2 separate regions of the Homo sapiens genome follow, and region 1 is linked to region 2. Evidence: chromatin loops called from intact Hi-C (ENCODE). Cell type or tissue: Caco-2. All regions are shown on one strand.

Evidence for each region. Hi-C counts contacts between places; a loop is a spot of excess contacts. Peaks named below come from ENCODE experiments on the same cell type or tissue, not always from the same donor. Only the 100,000 strongest peaks of a DNase experiment are listed, where the experiment ranks them.
Region 1: it touches region 2 in a loop (9-fold over the local background); 2 of 110 quality-filtered maps call a loop at or near these places.

What each region holds. Positions count from the first base shown.
Region 1 is chr7:48,207,583-48,211,582 of GRCh38, reverse strand. All of the region lies in intron 3 of ABCA13 (ATP binding cassette subfamily A member 13), which reads right to left. Among named protein-coding and RNA genes, the nearest start is that of ABCA13, 38 kb to the right of the region's middle. In Caco-2, no CTCF peak of the experiment used is centred here; no DNase peak of the experiment used is centred here.
Region 2 is chr7:48,137,976-48,141,975 of GRCh38, reverse strand. No RefSeq gene overlaps it. Among named protein-coding and RNA genes, the nearest start is that of ABCA13, 31 kb to the left of the region's middle. In Caco-2, no CTCF peak of the experiment used is centred here; a DNase peak (open chromatin) is centred at 1,695.

The sequences.
Region 1 (4,000 bases), 70 kb before region 2:
ATCAGGAAGAACATGAGCTTCAGGTGTGACCCAACATGGTACCATGGGAGTGCCTGCATCACCCCTCCCCCAATTCCAGGCAGCCCAGTGTGGAAAGATACTCCTTCTGATTAGGGGAAACAGAAGGAAGAGAGCAAGAGACTTCAACTGGTAACCCAGAGAATGCTCTCTTAACTTCCCTAAGTCCAACAAGGCTGATTATCTGGGAGTCTTCAAGAGTTGCAGCATTCTTGGGCTTAGGAATGAAACAGCTAGTGCTGAAACAGCTGCAGTGACCACAGGCTTAGGTCACAACATTTATTCCCCTTTGAATTCTTGGAAAGTCCTCTCAAGAAGGATGGGTACAAACAAGCCCAGACTGCAAAGATTGGAATAAATGCCTAACTCTTCAATGCTCAGCCATTAATGAACATCCATAAGCATCAAGAACATCCAGAAAAACACAACCTCACCAAACAAACTAAGTAATCAGTGACCAATCCTGCAGTGACAGAGATATGTGACCTCTCAGACAGCGAAATGTAATATAAATATAATAATATAAATTGGGTGCATCCAACTCTGGAGCATCCATATATAAAAAGCAAATATTAACAGAGCTAAAGAGAGAGAGATCTCAATATAATCACAGCTGGAGACTTTGACACCCCATATTTTGCATTGAACAGATCATTTAAACAGAAAAGCAATGAAGAATCATTTGATTTTATCTACACTATAGATGAAATGAACCTAATAAACATTTACAGAACATTCCATCCAACAGCTACAGAATCTGCATTCTTCTTTTTAGAATATGGAACACTCTCAAGGATATATTATATATTAGGCCACAAAATAAGTCTAAAAAAATTCAAAATAATTAAAATTATATTAAGTATCTTTTCTGACCACAGTGGAATAAAACTAGATATCAATAACAAGATCAACTTTGCAAGTTGTAAAAACACAGAAATAGTGAACAATATGCCCCTGAATTACCACTGGGTCAATGAAGAAATTAAGAAGGAAATTTTAAAATTGTTTAAAAAAAAATCAAAATAGAAAAACAACGTACCAAAACCTGTGGGATACAGCAAAAGTAGTATTAAGAGGCAAGTTTATAGCAATAAATGCCTACATCACAAAAGTTTTAAAAAAAGAAAAAAAACTTCAAATAAACAACCTAACTATGTGATATGGTTTGGCCATGTCCCCACCCAAAATCTCATCTTGAATTGTAATCCCTATGTGTTGTGGGAGGGACTTCATGGGAGGTAATTAGATCATGGGGGCAGTTCCCCCATGCTCTTCTCATGATAGTGAGTGAGTTCTCATGAGATCCGGCGGTTTTATAAGGGGCTTTTTCCCCCTTTGCTCTATGCTTCTCTCTCCTGCCGCCATGTGAAGAACATGTTTGCTTCCCCTTCCACCATGATTGTAAGTTTCCTGAGGCCTCCCCAACGGTGCAGAATTGTGAGTCAATTAAATCTCTTTACTTTATAAATTACCCAGTCTTGGATATTTCTTCATAGCAGCATAAGAATTGACTAATACAGTATGCATCTTAAAGAATTAGAAAAGCAAGAACAAAACAAGCCCAAAATTAGTAGAAGAAATAATAAAGATCAGAGCAGAAGTTTTCTTTAAAAGATCAATGAAACAAAAAGTTTTTTTAATAGATACACAAAATTGATAAACCTTTAGCAATACTGACATAGGAAAAAACAGAGAAGACCCAAATAAATAAAGTTTGAGGCAAAAAAGGAGAAATTACAACTGATGCCACAAAGATTCAAAGGATCATCAGAGACTACTGTGAGCAACTATATATCAATACATCGATTTGGTAGAAATTACATTGAATTTGCAGATTGCTTTTGGAAGCATAGACATTTTATTAATATTGATTATTGCAATCCATGAACATAGAATATCTTTCTATTTTTTGTGTGTCCTCTTCAACTGAAAAACTTAGAAGAAATAAATAAATTCCTAGATACATGCAACATACCAATATTGAACCACAAAGAAATCCAAAATTTGAATAAACCAACAACAGGTAATAAGATAACAGTAATAAACATTCCCCCATCAAAGAAAAGCTCAGGACCCAAACAATGGCTTCACTGCTGAATTTTACCATTTAAACAAGAATTAATACTAATCCTACTCAAACTAATCCAAAAGGTTGAAGAGGAAGGAATGCTGTCAAACTCGTTCTGCAGTGCCAGTATTACCCTGATACCAAAACCAGACATATACACAAAAAAATAACAAAAAAGAAAACCAGAGGCCAATATTTCTGATGAACATAGATGCAAAAATTCTCAACAAAATACCAACAAAACTGAATTTAATATTACATTTAACTGAATTTAATATTACATTTAAATTTACATGTAAATATAATATTACATTTAATATTACATTTATTATGACCAAGTGGGATTCATCCATCCCAAGGATGCAAGAGTGATTTAACATATGCAAATTAATCAATGTGATACATCACATCAAAAGACAAAGGACAAAAACTATATAATCATATCAATAGATGTTGAAAAAGCATTAAATAAAATTCAACATTCCTTTATGATACAAACTCTCAAAAAACTGGATATAGAAGGAACACAATCAAGCACAATAAACACCTCATATGACAAAACCACAGCTACTAGCATACTGAACAGGGGAAAACTGAAGACCTTTTCTTTAAGATTTGGAACTGGAATGCCCACTTTCACTACTTTTATGCAACATAACACTGGAAGTCCCAGCCAGAACAATCCAGCAACAGAAAGAAATAAAGGGAATCCAAATTGGAAAGGAAGAAGTCAAATTATCCTTGTTTGCATATAACATGATCTCATATTTAGAAAAACCTAAAGACTTCACCAAGAAACTATTAGAACTGATAAACAAATTCAGTAAAGTTGCAGGATACAAAATTAACAAAGAAAAATCAATAGCATGTATATACACTAACAGTGAACAATGTGAAAAAGAAACCAAGAAAGCAATACCATTTATAATAGCTACAAATAAAATAACATACCTAGGAATAAACCTAACCAAAAAAGCAAAAAATCCTTGCAATGAAAACTATAAAACCCTGATGAAAGAAATTGAAGAGGACACACAAAAAGTTAGAAAGATGTTCCGTGTTCATGGATTGGAAGAATCAATATTATTAAAATGTCCATCCTCCCCAAAGCAATCTTCAGATTCAATGCAATCGCTATGAAAATACCAAAGATGTTCTTCATAGAAATAGAAAAAAAATTCATTTTTTAAAATCCTAAAATTTATATGCAGCTACAAAGACCTAAAATAGCCAAAGCAATCCTCAGCAAAAAGAGCAAAGCTGATGGCATCACATTACCTGATTTCAAAATATACTACAAAGCTTTAGTAACCAAGTCAGCACAGTATTGGCATGAAAACAGACACATAGACCAATGGAACAGAACAGAGAACCCAGAAATAAATCCAAGCATTAAATTCCTCATTTTTTACAAAGGCTCCAAGAACATTCAATGAGGAAAGAACAGTCTCTTCAATAAATGCTGCTAAGAGTGGATATCCTTATGCAGAATGAAACTAAACCCCTATCTCTTGCCATATTAAAAAAAAATCAAAATTGATTAAAGACTTAAATCTAAGACCTGAAACTATGAAACTAATAGAATAAAACTTTGGGGAAACACTCCAGGACATAGGTCTGGGCAAAGATTTCTTGAGTAAGGCCTCAAAAGCACAGACAACAAAAGTAAAAATGGACAAATGGATCACATCAAGCTCAAAAGCTTCTGCACAGCAAAGAAAATAATATAACAAACCAAGTTAAGAAACAACTCGCAGAATGGGAGAAAAGATCTGCAAACTACACATATGACAAGGGATTAATAACCAGAATATATAACAAGCTCAAACAACTCAATACAAAACAAACAAACAATTCAATGAAAAATAGGCAAAAATCTGAATAGACATTTCTCAAAAGAAGACATACAAATGG
Region 2 (4,000 bases):
CCAAGATATTTCCAAGGGGAGGACATCTGTGCCTTTTCATGTGCTATGATTAAAGCTCTTAACTGTGTATTCCTTTTGACAGAGGCATATAAACTCAAAAGTATTGGCTCCGTTAGGGCTGCCAGTAAAATGTCATCCATATAATGGATGATCTTGAAATTAGGAAGTTCTTTTCTACTGGGGAGCAAAGTCTGATTTACATGATACTGACACATGGTAGGACTGTTCAACATTCCTTGAGGAAGTACTTTTCAATAAATCAGTGAGCTGGCCTTTCATTATTGATAGCTGGTATTGCAAATGCAAATTTTTCTCTGTCCTGTTCTGCAAGGGGAATAGCATAAAAGCAGTCTTTTAAGTCAATAATGACTCCAGGCCAATCTCAAAGAATCACTGCAGGGGAAGGGACCCCCTGTTGAAGGGGCCCCATAGGTTGCAAATTAGCATTGATAGCATGTAAGTCATACAAAAGTCTCCGTTTACCAGAATTTTTGGGAATGACACAAATGGATGAATTCCAAGGGCTGTTTGATGGTTCTATATGGCCAGCTGTTAATTGTCCCTCAACTAATTCGTGGGATCATTGTTAACTTGTCTCCCTTTTAAGGCCACTTTTCTACCCAAACTGGATCTTGTCATGTCCCAAATTGGAGCCATGTCAGGGGTAGGGGAGAAATTACAACAGTGGCTATTATCAGAAAGGGGTCATATGGTAGTTGTCTGCTATGGCCTCAATTAATCCCCTTGTAAATGGGCAAGTGGCTCCATTTTCTCTAATGCTTTTTCTTATTTTTTATAAGTGTTGAAAGTAATGGGTTCATGTACCCCATTGCCTTGTTGATCTTGCATCACCAGGCAAGCCAAGAGCTCCCCTTCTAATGCCACTTGCTTAAGACAGGGTCCCATAACTATAGTGTATCCCTTGTCTTTTTTCCAATTAACTGAGGGAGGGGGCTCAGGGAAAATCTGTCCCCTCTGTGGCACCTTTACCTGGTAACAGCAGGGCTGAGGGAGGAGGATGAGGTGGTAAAGTAGATGATGGCTCTTCCTCCCCTCCCTTTTTATGCTCTTCTGTGTAAAGCAGGGCCAAAGCAGCCCTAACTAAGGCCCATAACGTTAAAGATGTTACTGGGACTCACTGTCGTTGTACATAATGTTATTTAAGAATTTTTCCTACTTGTTCCCAGAGCTTTAAGTCTAGTGTGCCTTCTGAGAATGATGGATTATGGAAAACAACAGTTTGCATTAGGTCCCTTAACTGGGACTCTGAGAGCAAGGCTTTGCTAGCTTTAATCAGCGGTTTCAACACTTTCATATACTGTTGCTGTTAAGCTGATAACTGTTGTCCCATGATGAAACCCCAGCTTGAAAATCCCTTCAAACTTGGAAATCAATCCCCAGCAGGCACCAATTATTTACTGCACAGTCACTTCACTTTCATTTTTGAGGGTTCTGTCGTGATCCGTTGCAGTGTTCCTCACACAGGGCACCTCCTGCCAGGTCTGTCCTGCAGACCCTGGCTGACAGATGAAATGAGTGCTCACACACAGGCATGCAGTGTAAGAGCAGCTAGGTGACTGCCTGGCTCTAGTGGCCAGAGAGCAGCCCAGAGAAGCTGGAGCTGCTTGCTTTTATTCAGTGCAGGCATAATGCCAAAAGCCTGGAGCAAACACAAGCTGTAGGTAGTTAACATTTATTGTTCCCCTTTCAGAGAATGTCAGGCATGCAGATGATCAAAGGTCAGTTCCTGGTCAACATAAGTAAACAAGCCTGTTTATGATAAATTCGCCTGCATTCCCTTGTACCTACTCCTTGCCCCCTGCATCAGGGTTATACAACAGCTGCCTTCAGCTATTCTCCCATGGGCTCTGCAGAATCTCCGACCTTTCAGAAGGTTTGCGCCCTTTCCCTATCATTTTTCCCACCACTATAACCAATCTCCCACAATCCTCTCCGTAGGGCATAGGCCAAGTAAATGACTTTGTAACTTTACTTCATCCTCTTCATTTACATAGGGCATACCCCAAGTAGAGAATATTGAAACTCCCAAAAATTCTGAACCTCTATGCTCAGGCCCACTCCCACACTGTGGAGTGTACTTTCATTTTCAATAAAACCCTTCATTCCTTCCTTGCTTTGTTTGTGCATTTTGTCCAATTCTTTGTTGAGGACATCAAGAGCCTGGACACCTTCCACCATTAGCAGATTTTGCTCAGCCAGCCAGGAGGAAGATGTAAGCCCAAAGTTTGGGATTCATTTTTCTCCCTTTCCTTTCTGCTCCATGCAGGGGCCCTCTCTCTCCCTCTCTTTTCCTTTTCAACTTGGGACCCTTGGTGGGCAGCGCCCAAACATGGAAGGAACTGCAGGTTTCTGGCCGTGGCCAGTGAAACTAAGGAGTTTCCATGTGGAGAAGCCTGACTGCCACCTCCTGGTTGGCTTAAGGAACTTGGGTCTTTTTCTTTCTTTTTTTTTTCCCTTCTTTCTTTTTCGGTCTTTCAGCTGCCATTTACAATTGCCCTGCCCCGAAGGGGGAAGGACTTTTTAAAAATATTTTCCACGCATGGTCCCTGATCCCTACATGAAGCACAGCTTGGAGCAAACTCGCACATGTTTCAGGGGACGTAAACCTTCTTTTCCTATGCTAAATTTTTCCCTGATCATACTCAACTGGCTGAGGAACAAAAAGGCCCACCCGGCATCCAGTTCTTCACATTACAGTTCATGTCTGTTCTTATAAAGCTCATAATAGGCTCTGGCGGGGAAAACCTGCATGTGGCACCCACCTAAGGCCAGAGATGTCTGGCACTCTAAGATCGGGCCCCACAGGAAGACGCTCCCGGGGGTCCAGCAGACCTCAGCCTGCCCAAAAGGGCTGCTCTCGTCAGAGGTTCTGAGGTCTAGTATTAACCCTCCTTAGAATTTTCTCTCACAGTGGCAATGCTGTTTGGCTCCAACATTGTTTGGAATCTGGAGTTTACTGTTGAATGGAAAGTGGAATAGCATTGTATGTATCCAGACTTTTGTGCTGCCGTTCTAAGCAGGGGGCCTGGTTCACGTGTGACGCCCTCCTTTGGCTTGGTTTGGCCCCAGTGCTCTTGGGAATCTGGGGAGGTTTGGCCTTTAAAAATAAAACTGCCAGGCCACTGGGATCACTGCTCATGCCTGTGATCCAAGTACTTTAGGAGGCCAAGGTGGGTGGATCACCTGAGGTCAGGAGTTTGAGACCAGCCTGGCCAACATGACGAAACCTCGTCTCTACTAAAAATACAAAAAACTAGCCAGGCATAGTGACGGGCAACTGTAGTCCTAGCTACTCAGGAGGCTGAGGCATGAGAAAGGCTTGAACCTGGGAGGCGGAGGTTGCAGTGAGCCGAGATCATGCCACTGCACTCCAGCCTGGGTGACAGAGTAAGATGTGGTCTCAAAAAAAAAAAAAAATCAAACTGCCATGGAGACTGCTTTATCTGAAATTTTGGTTCACAGCCTTCATTGGATTATCTATTGGGGCAAAGTAAAACCAGCAAGCTTGTATTGCTATCTCATGGCTAAGGTTCCAAGCTATTGGATCTTCATTTATGTATGTGTATACATGTCTAGATGTGTTTATTTGTATGTACACTGTTGTACATATGTTGTGTCTATCAAATTGGCTTATAAGTAAAAGAGCACTCATAAATTAAGTAAATAAGTCTAAGAATTTCAAGTTCATGTGACTTAAAGTATACCTTTACTAAACAAGCTAGCTTTAAAATTATTGGTGGGATAAAAATAGAAATGCCTTCAGAATTGTCAACATACATTTTGTCTGAATTTTATGTTTGTCTTTGCTAGATATTTTAAAATGTCAGTGTTAATTCAAGCTGGTAGCTGCTTGGAGCAAGCTATTCAAAGTCTCACTGAAATAAATGCATATCTGGTTCCTTCCTTTGGAAAGGCTCATCAGAAACTCAAAAGAATGCAACCATTCCTCTCACACCTACCTGTAACCTGGAAGCCCTAA